Regions from separate parts of the Mus musculus genome. Here regions 2 and 3 are each linked to region 1. A link is a loop called in an ENCODE intact Hi-C map of the cell type or tissue named here. Cell type or tissue: left cerebral cortex. All regions are shown on one strand.

What was found. Peaks named below come from ENCODE experiments on the same cell type or tissue, not always from the same donor. Only the 100,000 strongest peaks of a DNase experiment are listed, where the experiment ranks them.
Region 2: it touches region 1 in a loop (3-fold over the local background); 22 of 42 quality-filtered maps call a loop at or near these places.
Region 3: a loop joins it to region 1, with 2.6 times the contacts of the local background. A loop is called at or near these places in 13 of 42 quality-filtered maps.

What each region holds. Positions count from the first base shown.
Region 1 is chr6:53,967,239-53,972,238 of GRCm38, forward strand. Cpvl (carboxypeptidase, vitellogenic-like) reads right to left here. Exons shown (of 13, transcript NM_001289713.1): 3 at 518-636. Among named protein-coding and RNA genes, the nearest start is that of Cpvl, 8.9 kb to the right of the region's middle. In left cerebral cortex, a CTCF peak has its summit at 1,465 (motif pointing right); DNase peaks (open chromatin) are centred at 1,459, 2,067 and 4,671.
Region 2 is chr6:54,226,814-54,231,813 of GRCm38, forward strand. All of the region lies in intron 6 of Chn2 (chimerin 2), which reads left to right. Among named protein-coding and RNA genes, the nearest start is that of Gm15527, 26 kb to the right of the region's middle. In left cerebral cortex, a CTCF peak has its summit at 2,315 (motif pointing left); a DNase peak (open chromatin) is centred at 2,335.
Region 3 is chr6:54,162,867-54,167,866 of GRCm38, forward strand. All of the region lies in intron 1 of Chn2 (chimerin 2), which reads left to right. Among named protein-coding and RNA genes, the nearest start is that of 9530036M11Rik, 13 kb to the left of the region's middle. In left cerebral cortex, a CTCF peak has its summit at 2,131 (motif pointing left); DNase peaks (open chromatin) are centred at 127, 2,118 and 2,583.

The sequences.
Region 1 (5,000 bases):
ACATAACCAAGGGCAGAGGGGACGAAGAAATGCAGGAGAATCAGCCAAAACAAATTGTGTATAGAAATTCCATAATGAAATCTGTTACTACGTCAATGTTATCCTAGTGTTTAACCTGTATGTTCATTTTAAACAAGGAAAGCAAACAGGACTGGAGATATGGATCAGTGAGGAACGTGCTTGTCATGAGGTCATGAGGGCCCACATTTGGATCCTCAAGATCCACATAAAAAGATGGACTTGTAACCCCAGCCTTTCAGGGACAGAGGCAAACAGATCCCTGGGGCTGGTGGCCAGCCTGTTTTCTGGGTTCAATGAGAGACCCTGTCTCAAAAAATAGAGTCAGGGCTCTCGCTTGCACCCACGCATGTGCACGTGCACCCACGCACAAGCGTGCATGCACAGGAACACACCCGAAAACAAATAACAACAAAACCCAGGGGTCTGCGAGCTAGTATTCGCACTCCATCTGGGGTGAGCTGCTCCCTGCTCTCCGCTGCAGGCCTTGGACACCTACCCGAGCCGGAAAGAACCAGAAGAAGAGGTTGCTGTTGTAAGTCTGGTTCACCGTGATGTAGCCGGCATAACTCTTGTCGTTCATTCCAGGGAACGGACTGACCATGCTCTTCCTTTGCCCTGGTGAGGGGAGAGAAAATACAGGGAAGGATTAGAGAACATGTTCTATGAGCCTGCCCGGGCTGGGGGAGACCTTTGCGGGCATCAGGCCAAGATGAGAAGCTAAGAGGGGGCCGACATGAGGGGAACTCAGAACACAGGTTCCAGCCCCCTCCAGCGGCTCCCAGACTTCCCATTCACAGTGAGGCCAAGGTCAAGGGAAGGTGAAAGCGGTTAGGATCCAAGTCTTTGTAGTTTTCTTGTTGTTAGTACCTCGGGTGTTTCCACTTCGCCCACTGAATGGCAGATGCGCCCACAAAGTACAGGGAAACGGACTAAGCAGCTGGGACTCTTGGGGCAGCCTATGGGCCCCACCTTTTTAATAGGGGCACGAAGTCTACTGGTCTCTTATGGATCAGGCCTGAGGGGTCCCAAATGGCTAGAGGCAGGTATCCAGTGACCTCTTTGTTATGCAGGGTGCCAAGTAGAACAGGGACGTTGTGGGAGGGAGAGGCCCTTATTCCAGCAAAGGGGACAGGAAATGAGACAGAGGGCATGGCTCAGTCATGAGTGAAAGCCTCAGATGAGCTGATGCTGATGGAAACTAAGAATTGCAAGGCCATGACACCAGAAAAACAAAGAAAGGTTAGGTAATTTGCCCAAGGTTCCCAGCATTGAAGAAGAACTGAGGCACCCAACCCCTCCCCAGTAGCCGCCGCCAGGTCACCAGGCTGCTTCTGACTGCCTGCTATTGGAAGATCCACTGAGTCCTAGGTATAGCGGACAAGAAGTGAAAGAGAAGCAAAGAGGAACAGGGCAGAAAGGGAACCAGTAGAGGGCATTAGAGCATGTGGGCAGGAGCAGAAGGGAGGCCTGGGAGGAAGAGAAATGTCCTTGAGGGAAGAATCACTCCAGAATGGTATATCACTCTGAGACGAATTAAACAGGAGACGGTTTGAGAGGTCAACATGCCACCAACTAATGATACTGTGGTGGGCATCTCTGCCCTACCTGGCAGCCAGCCACATCACGGACAGAAAAAAAGAAAAAAGAAATCTACCATAGTAAGACTAGTCAAACACACAGGAAGTAATGTTAAATCCAGGGCCTTTCTCCCACATACCACAGCGTTGAAGCCGTAAGCTCCGTTTTGGAAACAGGCATGCCTTTCCAAGGAGGCACACTTCTGACCTCTTTGCTTGTTTCCCCCAGCACAACTGCCTGGCCAGCTTTGTGACCCTAGGAGGCAGCAGCCAGCCTCCCCTGTGCTGTGGTTTCTCGACTAAGACAGGCGCATCCCTTATGGGTCTGCAGGACCACGGAGTCATCATGTACACCCCTGTCATCATGTACACGCCTGTCAAGAGAAGCCAGCTTAGGGGCTCAGGAGATCGCTCCATCAGTTGCCTGGCAAGCATAAGGACCTGGCTTGGATCCCGGGGACCCACATAAAAGAGTCGGCGTATGTGATGGGTGCTTGCAATCTCAGTGCTGAGGAAGCAGAGGTAGGAGGAGCCCAGGGGCTTCCTGGCCCGGCAGTGTAGCCAAATCAGTGTGTTTCAGACTGATCAGAGACCGTGTTGCAAAGGAAATGGATACTATCACTGAGCATGGCACCAGCATTGTCCTCTGGCCTTCACGCTAAGGCGCATCCATACACATGATCCATACACACAGGGGGAAAGAAAAGGAAAAGACAAAGAGGCTGCCTTGCACAGAGCATAGCTACTGTTGTCTGTAAATGTCCTGTGGTGATTGAGATGAGGCAGCAGCTGGGGGAGGAGACAGTGATGACACAAAAGATAGGTCTCAATGGGAAGTGGTCTGAGGGTCCAGCGGGACTAGCCTGCTTTTGTCGGACAGACCTGGTTTATAATCCCTGATGAAGTCACTTACTTCATCTCCAAGAATGTCTTTCTTCTTGAACAAAATGTACACACTGATTACCCAACTACATGCTTTCTGGGAAGAACAACAAAAAGTGCTCATGAATGTGCCTAGGAGGGAACCTAACATAAACCAGGGTGTCAGTCTACAGGAGGTGGGTCTCGTTAGCCTGTGGGAAGTTATCCCTAAAGGAAGCACAGATGTCTGGAAGCTTTGCCCAGTTTGGGCTCTCCCAACTTGTCCCAGGCAGAATTGCTTAACTAGAGCCCCCACTCAATCGCCAGGGGCACTTGTCTCTCTTGTGTCTGAATGTCCCCACCAAAACTCATGTTGGGAACTGAGTCCTCAATTTGAGGTATCAAAAATTTAGTATTTGAGAACCAAGCTTTGGTGGGCGATGAATGTTAATGCAACCATCAAGGGTGGGGCCCTAATCCAACAGGGCTATGGCTGTATCAGAAGAGAAGAACCACAAGTTAGGACCTCCTGTCTTGCTATGATGGCCTGGGCTGGTCCAGGGCTCTATGAAGTGACCATATCCAGGATGGCATCACCAGATCCAGCTTCTGACCTTGGACTCTTCAGCCTTCAGAACTTCAAGCTCAATAACCTGTCATTGTTTATGAGTTGCTTGGTTTGTGTGAATCAGTTGCAGCAACAGAAGTAACAAGGGAGAAAAGGGAAAGGGCTGTAATGAGAAAAAGCAAAAGAGAAAAAAGAAATACAATGTTCTCCCACAACAGTGGTTTGAATAAGAATGGTCCACATAGGCTCGCGTATTTGAATACTTAGTCTCCAGGCACTATTTGGGAAGGACTGGGAGGTGTGGCCTTGCTAGATGAAGTGTGTCACTGGGGTGGGCTTTGAGGTTTCCATCCCCACCGCCCCCATCAGGTTATAACTCTCAACTATTTCTCCAGCACCATGCATGCCTGGCCCACACGCCTTCCTGCTCCATCCATGATAATAATGATCTAAGAGCCTCTGAAACTTTAAGCAGGCCCCAGTGAAATGCTTTCTCTTACAAGAGTTTCCATGGTCGTGGTATCTTGTGACAGCAGTCAGTGTTAACACTGACTAAGACACTGGTCTTGCCTCAGCTCTAACTCTTCCCTCCACCCATCATTTCTCCCTCTTCTTCTACCCTCAAAGCAACGAAAGATCACACGCCAAGGTGGGAAAGCCATTAAAATGCTGAAGAGATACCTTAAGCAAGTCTACTAACCATCATCTCAACATCAGACAAACATCCGTTCCCCAAAAAGAATGAGCAAGAATTAAAACTGAGTCTGGAATGAGTGAGTTACAAACCAGAGGTCCCGGGCGACATGGGATTCAGGGCAGAAGACAGAGAAGAATGGGAGAAGTCAAAGTACACCGAGAAAAAGAGAAAGTGGGTAATAGACAGGAGCTGCGGGGGATGGACTATGGGCAAGAGACGATTGGATCAATCTGTCTCTGAGACCTGAGCAGCACAGGGTCTGCAGGCTGGCTCTAGATGGATTTGCCTGCTCACTTGTCCCTCCCTCCTGGGAATGCCTAAGTCACATCTCTACTAACTTGTACTTAAACATGTCCTGTCCTTTTTCTCCTCCAGCTGAAGCTGTAGGAAGGCAGGGAATTTGTCTTGCTTAATCTCTGAACCCTTGGGACATAGCATGATGGTTCACATACTTAAGACACTCCACAAATACTCTTTAATGAATGAATAATAATGAATGGGCAGATGAATGAATAAATGTATGGGCAGCCACTGACACTGCACCAGAATTAGTGTTTCTACAAACCCCTCTGGAAGACAGACCTTGTCACTGTCTTACCAAATCTTGAAGACTCCTATTCAGTGGAAGAGTGGCTTTGCCCCATTTCATATGTTAAACTCCCATCCACCAAATCACAGTAAGATAACCAAGAGTTTCCTCAAGTAACATGGATTTTAAATATGCTTTTTGTGCCTTTCATCCAACAGACTCATCTGTTAATGGAGTATGAAAAACAGGCTTCCGCATGCAGTTTTTAATCTTTCTGTCCCTGTGACACACAATATAAATGTTTTAAAACCCTGAAGGAAGAAAAGGAAAAAGGTTTCTTTGAAACCATCTCACTTCCTTCTCCTCTGTTTACTGCTGTCGCTAGGATTTGTGACATTAACACTCTGAGAACAGTTGGAGTGTGGCCAGAGAAGGAGTCAGCCAGCCAACTGTGGTATACATAGATCCACCCCCAGTGTAGACAGCACAATTCCATTCCACAAGCAACAAATTAGAACCCAATACCAAACTATCCTTCAGAATTTGCAAAAACAAGATGTTTGTAAAGATGCTCAAGTTCTGCATTTATTTTATTCCAGAACGTAAGGATCTATTTTAGCCTCAGAGAAAGCAAACATGCAATTACAATTATGTAAAATTAAGCTAGCTAATTGGGTATTAAAAAATTAAAAATTCCCCTTGTCTTTCTTTGAACTACTGTTTATCTCGGCAATGTTCTGTTGCGAT
Region 2 (5,000 bases), 260 kb after region 1:
AAACCTCTCAAAGGCTCAGAAAATGCTGCCTTAATCTTCACTCCATGTAGACTACTTATAATTAAGATCTCTGAGGTGTGTCCATTACAGCACTAGGTGCCTGCCTGAATCAGCCGGATCTGAAGTGAAGTCATATCACACTTAGTGGCCCCAGCAGGACCCCTGCAGGAAGCAGAAGGCTGGAAGTCTCAAGAGAATTGGTTGAACTGGAAAACTTTCCCTTGGATTATCCAGAGCGGGCCACCACCACTTACTCAAGGGTCCAGGGGTAGCAGGAAGATTCTGGAAGGTTCATGAGAACTGGAGTGGGAACTGATACCCCACATCACTGTCCCTCTCCCAGCCCCCAATTTCTCTCCTTCTACCTTCTGCCTGCACTTCCCATTGGGCAAACCCAGCCAAAGTCCAGGGGCACAGTGCAGGGAGCAGGGTGCAGCCTCCAGGGTCCAGTCTACTGATAGGGGCCAGGCAAGAGAGACAGGAATCAGAGAGAGTGTGGTAGTGAAAAGCGTGGGAGAAGCCAGCCCAAGCACACAGCAGTCCTTATGCCCTTAGTCAGCATGGTTCTCATAGCATCCTGTACAAAGCTAACTGGCTTCCGAAGCCCAGCATGCCTTACATGTGACGATGCTACAGTCCCTTTCTCAGATGGGCTCACGACTGTGTGCTGTGCTTGGGAGCTTGGTTTTGGGATGTTGAGTTTCTCTGTGTCCATTAGATTTAAGTAGAACATTGACCAGTGCCTTTAGCCAAGCTGAAGAGCTGCATTCAATTACACACCCCCTCATACCTACACATCCATGCATATGCACACACAAGCACACACACACTTACAGATATGCACATGAACACATACACACTCACACATGTACACATGCACCCCACACACAGGCATGCACACGCAGCACACAGGCACACACACACACACACACACACACACACACACACACACGCAGCACACACACACACGTAGATGAACACACATGCATGCGGAGCACAGACACACAGAGGGGCGTTGGTGGGGACTGGACCATTGATATAAAGGAGGTGGGACTAGAGCTGCTTGGATTACAGGGTCCAGAAAAACTGCCAATTCTCTCCTCAGGAGGTTCTTTGGAAATAACTGACATAACCAGGTTCCTCTCAGGAGTCAAGGGTAAATGAAGATGAGCGGAGCCTGGCTAGTGAAAATGACAGGTACAGTAATGACTGTGGTCATCCATCTTCCTGCCACGCACACACGGCCATAAAAACGGAACGGAGAATCGCTGCGTGAATGGATTTGAACTAGCTTGATGCTCTCAGGAAGCCAGGATTTACTGGCTATTGTTTTGAAGTCAGAATCTAACCACACGGATTTATCAGGGGTCTGAGCAACAGCTGACCTGGTTGTGGGGTGGGGCAGTGAAGGTGAGGGGAGCTCTCCCTTTATGTAGATGAGAGTTTTGGAAGGAAAACCAACCAAACAACAGACAACGCGTTCAGTCCTCTTGACCTGTGGAGTCAGAGGCTGCTGAGGTTCCCCTATCTAGTGCTACCCGGGCTGAGACCCTGGGCCATGAGCCGGGAGGTAGATCCAGGCAGAGAAGATGGACATTCTACCTCAGCTCGCTGCTTTTCTGTTTCAGAGACTCTTGTTTCCTAGCTTAGACTCTGGCCGTCCTTCCCAGCCCTTCACAGGTGTGCACTGGCTCACATGGAGGCACATTTGATAGAGGCCCCAGGGTGTGCGGGAATTGCCGCAGTTAACTCTGCATGCCCCAAGTAGACGTAACTGGTGGTGACAAAGTGTATGATGCGTTGGTCCTCACCCTTGGCTGCACACTGGAATTTACTGAGGAATTTCAAAAACAACCAGAAGCCATGCTTGACCTTTGTAAAGAGACGGGCGAGCATGTGCAAGGTCCCGGCTTTGGTTTTCAGCACCAGCTGAAATAAAAGAAAGAAGGAACAGAGGCACCAGACATTTATATTTAACTCTTGGTATAAGTCCCAGGCCTGCAATTTTAGAAGTTCCTATTGGTACTAATGTGTAGCAGGAGCTAGGAGCCCCTGCTGTAGAGGAATAACTGACTTTGAGTTAGGTCATCTGTGACCTGGATTGACTTCCAAAAGCCTCAGTTCCCCCCACCCCCTCTCTGTTCTTAGGCTTAGAGCTCTGCAGGAGATACAGGTGTGTGTGTGTGTGTGTGTCAGCCCCTTTACAAACCCTCCTTTATATCCTGTTTTAAAAACAAAACAAACAAAAAACCTCACTTGGCCCAAACATTGGCTATTTTCTGTGCAACACTGCCATCTTGTGGTAGACAGGAGGAGTGTGCTATACTTTGGACAACCTCAAAGATCAAACTTGGCAGATGTGGGAGTAATGAGCATGAACAACTTTTCAGCAGTGAACTCGCTGAAGCATCCTCACTTCTTTGGGGTTTATAGCGCATACTTGGCTGTCAGGTTGCTGGGGGTGTTTTTCAATGTGTGCTCGCTTGCTGCAAAAGCTGCTCTGCTAGCCTGGGCTGCCCCAGGGATCCGACTGGCTGATTTGGGAGCCAGAAGTGTACAAACTTCTTGGCACCAGAACTTTCTTGGACTGTTTAAACTTACAGAACATCCCAAAGAGTACTTGACTATATCTTATTGCTATTTGCTATATTAGATATTAAATTTCAAATGCTTAAATACTCATTTATTTAGATATAGTACCAGTAGGAACATCTGGTCATCAAGTATACATGGTGCATTTTATGAAGCATAGCCCTGCTTTCAAAAATAAGGAAAATGTTTGCATTTCGGCATTGCTTTGGCGTATATGTAACTCTCAGCATCTGCTTTAGTGGGAGGCTGCCGGAGTCACACGTCTGATCCTGCACTTCACCTGTGATGGTAAACTGTTTAAGTATGGAAGGAAGCCCTGGGCTCAGATATTTGTTGCAAAGAGAAGGGGTGTTTATATAGACGTTTACAGGCAAATCTTTATGCAAAATGAGCAATGTTTAACAAAGGGCAATTTCTTAAGGATTAGTTACAGTAGCAACCACTTAGAAGAACGTTGGTTTAGCATCATGGACTGACCTTCAGGTGCTCCCAACATTGATGGGCCCACCAAAACCTGCTGCTCATAACAGACACCAATGAACCAAGAACCTGATTTCAGGAAGATATGCACGTGCAGGTCTCCAGGGTGGTTTCAGGGGTCACCGCACCACAGCCATCACCTTTGACTGAGGAGGTAAATGATGCTTTACCTGGGCTGCTACCTAACCCAAGCCATACAGTGAGGAGGAATAATGTCCCACAGGACTCTCAAAGGCGTTGCCCTCTGTGAGTGCAGACCCACTTCCAGTGGGTCTGAAGAGGAATCGGCCACATAGAATGGAGCCCTGGTAATTCTGCCATATGCAGATGGCCTTCCTATCTACCTGAAATTGGCTCCAGGAGATGCTCATGTCCCTGGTGCTGTGGGTAGTGTTTGCATGAACCACACACCTCTTCCCAAGTGTTGTGAAGTATCTCTCTGTTACGTATGACGGTGAATACATGTAGATCTATGCAGCTCACAGTGATAATGCATCCCTTAGGAAACTATAACAAGAAGAAGTTAATATATGTTCAAATACATGTTACCCAAGTATTTCCGGTCCTTGGTTGGTTGACTTCATGGATGGAGAAACTGTGAATGGAGATGTGATTGCATAGCCAATAAAGATCCACCAACCTGACCTTTCCCTCCTCCCTACACAGATGAGAAACTGAGGCTCAGAGCTTAAGATGGGGGTGGTGTCTTGTGTCTCTGGCCCAGCACAGGTGTGGCCTTCTGTTCTTGTGTGGTGTCTGTCTGCACACCTGGTCTTCCACCGGTCTCCCACAATGAATAGCTGTCATTTTGCTACTCAGAATCTACTCAACACCTCCTGGAAATGGTACCCTGATGCTCATCCCACACATTCTCAGTTTATAGATGTCATCTTGGAAGAGGATTATAGCTCAAGGCTGATGGGAGAATCACATTGCCCTGGCCACTGATTGGTTCAAGAGTGGGCATTTTATGTGGTTCGGTCACTGCCAGTAGAACACCATAATTTCAGGAAGACTTTTCATCCCTCCCTCTGCCTCGCTGGACTAGGCAAGAAACAGGTTTCCTGTAAGCCCTGAATGGAACTTGCAGAGAAAGAAGTTGAGTCCTAAGGAGAGTTCTGAGCCTCTGGCAGATTTGTTATGCAGCTGGCTGCATTCTCCAGGGTGTAATTTGTTAGTTAATTCTTGGTTCAGCCTTTGGGCAGAGTCTTGGATGTTGGTATTGAAACTAAGTTGCTCCTGTTTTCAAAACTGGAGCTGTGATTCCAGCACCTGCCAGCTGCTCCTTCTGTCCCAGAATCCCTGGCTTGCTTTGCTGTGGACTTTCAGAAGAGAGAAAGCTAAGGTACTGAGATTCGGGTTCATTGTTATTTTGATCAGCTAGTCCAGGCTGTCCTCATAATGGTGAGTTTGGTGAGAACTGAGGACCAAAAAAGTCTAGCGTTCACTGCAGTGAGTAGGAATACAGTAATGATTACAGATGGACTTGTCCACTGCCAGCGAACATACTCCCAACCTTTGCCTCCTGTCTCTAATGAAGTGTGACTGCAAACCTCTTGCTAATTAAATGTATTACGTGAAATTGAGGTAATAGGCTAAGAGACTTGGCAACCTTTAGTGAACTAGGTGTACATGGTATTTCGAAGAAAGGATTTTTTATAACAAATGGGAAAAAATGGACCCCCCCCCCAGCAGATGCCTGTGACAGATAGGTTCCCACTTCCTGACCCTGTCATCCTGGAAGGGATGATGGGAACTGGAAATTCATCGTCTGATGGAAGAAAGAAATCCTGTCTGTGCTTTCTATGAGCTCATTGACCCATATAAATTTGTGGGAACTCTTTTCTGACCAAGTTTGGGAAAAGGGCGAGACATTTGTTTTCTAGTAATAGAAATGAGATAGACCTAACCACATTTTCGGGTGCTTG
Region 3 (5,000 bases), 200 kb after region 1:
TGTCTGCCACTGCTCCCACTCATGTGTTCTGTTTTTTCCATTTCCCCTTCATCTCACCACACTGTGGCTTCCACCTACCCCACGATCATCAGCCCTCACCCCTCCCACACCCTCTTGCTGCAGCAGGCCTGCCTCCTGCCCGGCCTGTCTCCCCAGAGTGGCCTCTGCCCCTCTCGCCACTTCCCCTTCTGAGTGGCTTTGCCTTGCCCTTTCTTCTCTCCCCTCTGGTTGCCGTCTGCTCATTTCCTTCTCACGCCCTCCAAGGTTGTGTTCTTTCTTGCCAGGCTCTTCGGAGGCCTGTTGTGCACTGAGCATTGACCCTCTGTCATCCCCGTGCTTCATTGTCTGCAGCCACCATTTGCTTGTGGCCTTCCCTTCATAGACACCCAGGGCCAGGCTCTTGTCTGTCCTGCAAGCCTCTCAAATGTGTTCACTTGGCTGTCCCATCGCTGCTTCTTTCTGACATTGGAAAGTGAGGGCTGCCATCTGCCATGCCTGTTTCTTCCACGATTTTCCCAACTGTAGGAAAGAAGTCACCCTCCTTCCCACTGCCAAGGCCATAGACCAGTCTTCCTCTGCCAGGCCAGTACCATGTCCATTTTCGCTGCCTAGAGAAAAGTTTATCACAGGCTCTACTCATTTGCTGTCTCAACATCTATCAAATACATTTCCTCCATTTCCACTGATACAACTGTAGCTCAGATTGTTCACATAATTGATTGGTTGGTTGGTTGGTTGGTTGGTTGGTTGGTTGGTTGGTTGGTTGGTTGATCTCACTGCCACTCACCTTCCCTCATTCCCCTCCTCTCACTCTCTAATCCAGCTTCACACCAACACTGCAATAATCTTTGTGGCTCACACACTGGGTCCTGCATCTTCCCTGTTTACTTCTTCCCTCCTTTCAGTGCAAAGAGTACTTAGCTCCTTCTTCTAACTCTTGGTTTTCTGAGTCCTCTTTACTTCTCTAAGTTTATCTCTAGCCACACTGGGGCCCCAATTTCCATATCAGCATCTGCCTTAGCTAGCAGGCTAGGCCACTTTGTCTCTTGTGTCTTGTCTGTCTTAGGCCATACCTTGGACTGTGTGTCATACCCCAGCAGCCTGTTTGTCCAGAAGGCAGTCCTTGTTGCTGTTGTGTTCTGTATGTAAGTGGCTGAGTGACCCTTCAAGCAGGTGCAGTGTGCTATGGTACCAGAAGCTAGCTGCCTTTTCTCATCCTTCTCTCTAGGACCTTCATCCTTGTGTTTAAATAATACTTGTCTGTGACTGTTATTGCAGGGCCCTGGACAGGGCTACTCAAGGTCAGAGGTGACTGGCCCAAGCAACCTCTGACAGAATGACCCAGTCTAGACCCACTCTCCAAAGTCTGGAAAATAGCACTCTAGCTGTCCTTCTCACACGAAATGTGCACTATGAGTTTGACTTTCATTAGTCAGGGCTTGACTTAATAACGGATGTATCCTAGCATATAGTAATCAGAAAATTTCAAATTCTACCATTTGTACCCAAGTCAGTGTGGGGCCTCCTAGCCTGGCTACAAAGCTATAGCTGAGATCCATGTCCCCTAGGAGAGGCATCTTCTCATTGTCCAACTGTAGGCTCTGTTCAATTACCGGGCCACCTACCTGAGTAAGACATCTTTGTCTAAGCTCATGAAAGAGACCCCGTAGGCTGAAAGTGACATAGACAGCAGAGAACAAGACCCTTGCTTTCACTGTGGTAGTCACTACTATACGGAGATAACTAAACAAAGACATATACATGTACACGGTCAAACATCCTCAAGAGAGCAAAGGCGCTGGGAAGAATGAGAGTGCATGATCTGGGAAGAGTGTCTAGAGGACTCCAGAAAGCTGGTCATGTGGCAGACACCATATGCATTAACTTGACGCATCCAAGGACCAAGAGAAAAGCCAATGTGACTGAGCTATAAGAGAAAAGAAGAGATGAGATGAGAAGGAAGCACCACAAGCAGTTCCCATAGAGCTTCCTACCCGTCTCTCCTGAGCGCTGGTGCAACCAAACCCCCTGGTAGTCATCAGTAAGCCCTTGCTGAATGGAAGGCTCTCAGTACAGCTCAGTGCAGCATCAGTGGCCCAAGCCAGAAGCTCCGTGTGGCCCCAGTGCCCTCTAGTGACCACAAACTCCAGCTCAGGGCTCTTGGTGACCTCTTCATCTCTGCATAGTTCATCTTCTGGCCCAGCCTAAAGATCTAGAAAATTCTGGTAACTTGCAGGGATTTGTCCTCACGAACTCTTCCCTGTAAGTAAAGCTCATTCCAGTAAACCCATGGAGGCAGACAGAGATCATTATAGAAAACTAGAAGCAGTCAAACTTCAGAGTTCTAGAGCTTCATCCCTACTGATACAGCTACAGAATAACCCCCAAACCTAAGGCTCGGGGACCATTGTGAGAGAGGAGGTGCAAAGATGACAAGAGCCAGAGGATCAGGGAATTTGCTGTGGGATTGGGTTTTCTAGGAATGACCAAAGCTAAACCCATAAAGCCTTACCAACAGGACGGTTTAAAACCCGATCAGAACAAGGACAACAACAATAGTCATGCTAAAGTGGATGATGGGACAAGCCCACGCGGCCTTCCGCCCACACAAAGAACTGTAGGCAACTGAGGAATGCTGGGAGCAGTAGTCTTCCCCGGGAAGCACATGGTCAGCCAGAAAACATACATCAAAGTAACATCACACACAGACTGAGCAGGCTATAGTTAGGAATATGTATTTATGTACACATATACATTTATATTTACATTTACATATGCATATACATAACAGCAATTAATAGAAGAGGCCATGAATTTGAAAGAGAGCAAGGAGTGCATGGGAGGATTTGGAGGGAGGAAGGAGAAAGGAAAAATAATGCAATTGTTTTATAATCTCAAAACGAGTTAAAAACAAACAAACAAAAAACACCTGTTGTGCTCCACAGATGATGCACACCAAAACCTTCATTTCCTACTCTAATTTTGTTTTCCAACCCATTTTCAAAGAGAAAGTGCAGAAGGCCCCATTTCTCAGGACAGTGCAGAGAACCTGTGCAGGTGAGAGGCATTCACAAGAAATCTCTGGAAGGTTTCTCATCTAACAGTTTGCAGCGGTTTATTGGGCCTGGCACCATTTAGCCGCTGTGGTCTGCTCAGCTTCACAGTGGCCTAACATGCATCTCAGACCTTCCGAAGCAGGGAGGCAGTCACACAGAAGCAGCACCCTACCCCTGTCACACACGCTGCAGTCACACAGAAGCAGCACCCTACCCCTGTCACACACACTGCAGTCACACAGAGGCAGCACCCCACTCCTGTCACACACACTGCAGTTACACAGAGGCAGCACCCTACCCCTGTCACACACACTGCAGTCACACAGAGGCAGCACCCCACTCCTGTCACAGACACACTGCAGTCACACAGAAGCAGCACCCCACTCTGTCACACACACTGCAGTCACACAGAGGCAGCACCCCACTCCTGTCACAGACACACTGCAGTCACACAGAGGCAGCACCCCACTCCTGTCACAGACACACTGCAGTCACACAGAGGCAGCACCCCACTCCTGTCACACACACTGCAATCACACAGAGGAGCTCCCCACTCCTGTCACACACATTGCAGTACACACAGAAGCAGCACCCCACTCCTGCCACAGACACTGCAGTCACACAGAAGCAACACCCCACTCCTGTCACACACACTGCAGTCACACAGAGGCAGCACCCCACTCCTGTCACACACACTGCAGTCACACAGAGGCAGCACCCCACTCCTGTCACACACACTGCAGTCACACAGAGGCAGCACCCTACCCCTGTCACACACACTGCAGTCACACAGAGGCAGCACCCCACTCCTGTCACAGACACACTGCAGCACAAACAGAGGCAGCACCCCACCCCTGTCACAGACACTGCAGTGCACACGGAAGCAGCACCCCACTCCTGTCACACACACTGCAGTAACACAGAGGCAGCACCCCACTCCTGTCACAGACACTGTAGTCACACAGAGGCAGCACCCCACTCCTGTTACTGTCTTTTGCTCTCAATCGGTCCCAACTCATTCTGGACCCATTAAGCTAATCACACTATAAACCCTGAAGTGCCTTCTCATTGTGTGGCTGCCCTGGAACTGACTGAGAAACCTGTTTTCACGCAATTTCTCTGGAAGAAGTCCCCTGCAGCCCATTTGCAAATGTGTGCATCGATAAATCAAAAGTGGCAGTGGAGGGCTGGCATTTGTGAGAAGGAGAATGGGGAGGTGGGAACCACACAACCCTCCTATTTCTGAGACAATCCCCTGATGCAATCACATAGCTTTATCTGAAACAGTCTCTGAGTAGGAAGGTCTCCTCCAGCTGCCTTATTAGGTCTTTCTCTGGACCAATGCTTCCAGGGCTCCTCATTTCCCAAGCCTGGCAGGAATGTTTCCTCCTCTCCTGTCACTCTCCACTGAGCCAAGGGATGGAAACCGGCTCTCCTGGATGTTTACAGGGTTCCTCTTCGGTTGTCACTTACCCAGGTAGAACACATGCCATCTTTCATTTGTCTTCATTAGCCAGTCCCCAAATTCCTTTCCACTTGCTCCTCTGTGCTTCCACCGTGATGGCTTATCCTGGAGCTGAAAGTCTTGGGATGCGCAGCGTTCCAGCTGCAGCTGACAGAACACCTGGATTTTCCCATCAGGTCACAGCCATGTTTTCAATAGAGCTTCCTGTGTCTCCATCTGGTGCTCTGCAAATAAGTCTTAGCTGTTTGGTCTTAGAGGCATCGCAGAATAAGATCCAGGTTGACACCAGCCTGTGGGGGTCTGGAGCTCACACACCAGCCTGTAAGGGTGTAGGGAGCTCAGCTTTCTTGCACATAGTTCTGAGGTTTCCAATGAACACAACCTTTTCTGTAAACAAAAGCTTTTTTGATACATAGACCTTTCACTCATCTGAGTTCCACTCCTTGAACGACGCAGGTTTAGTTAAAACATTGTTTCCA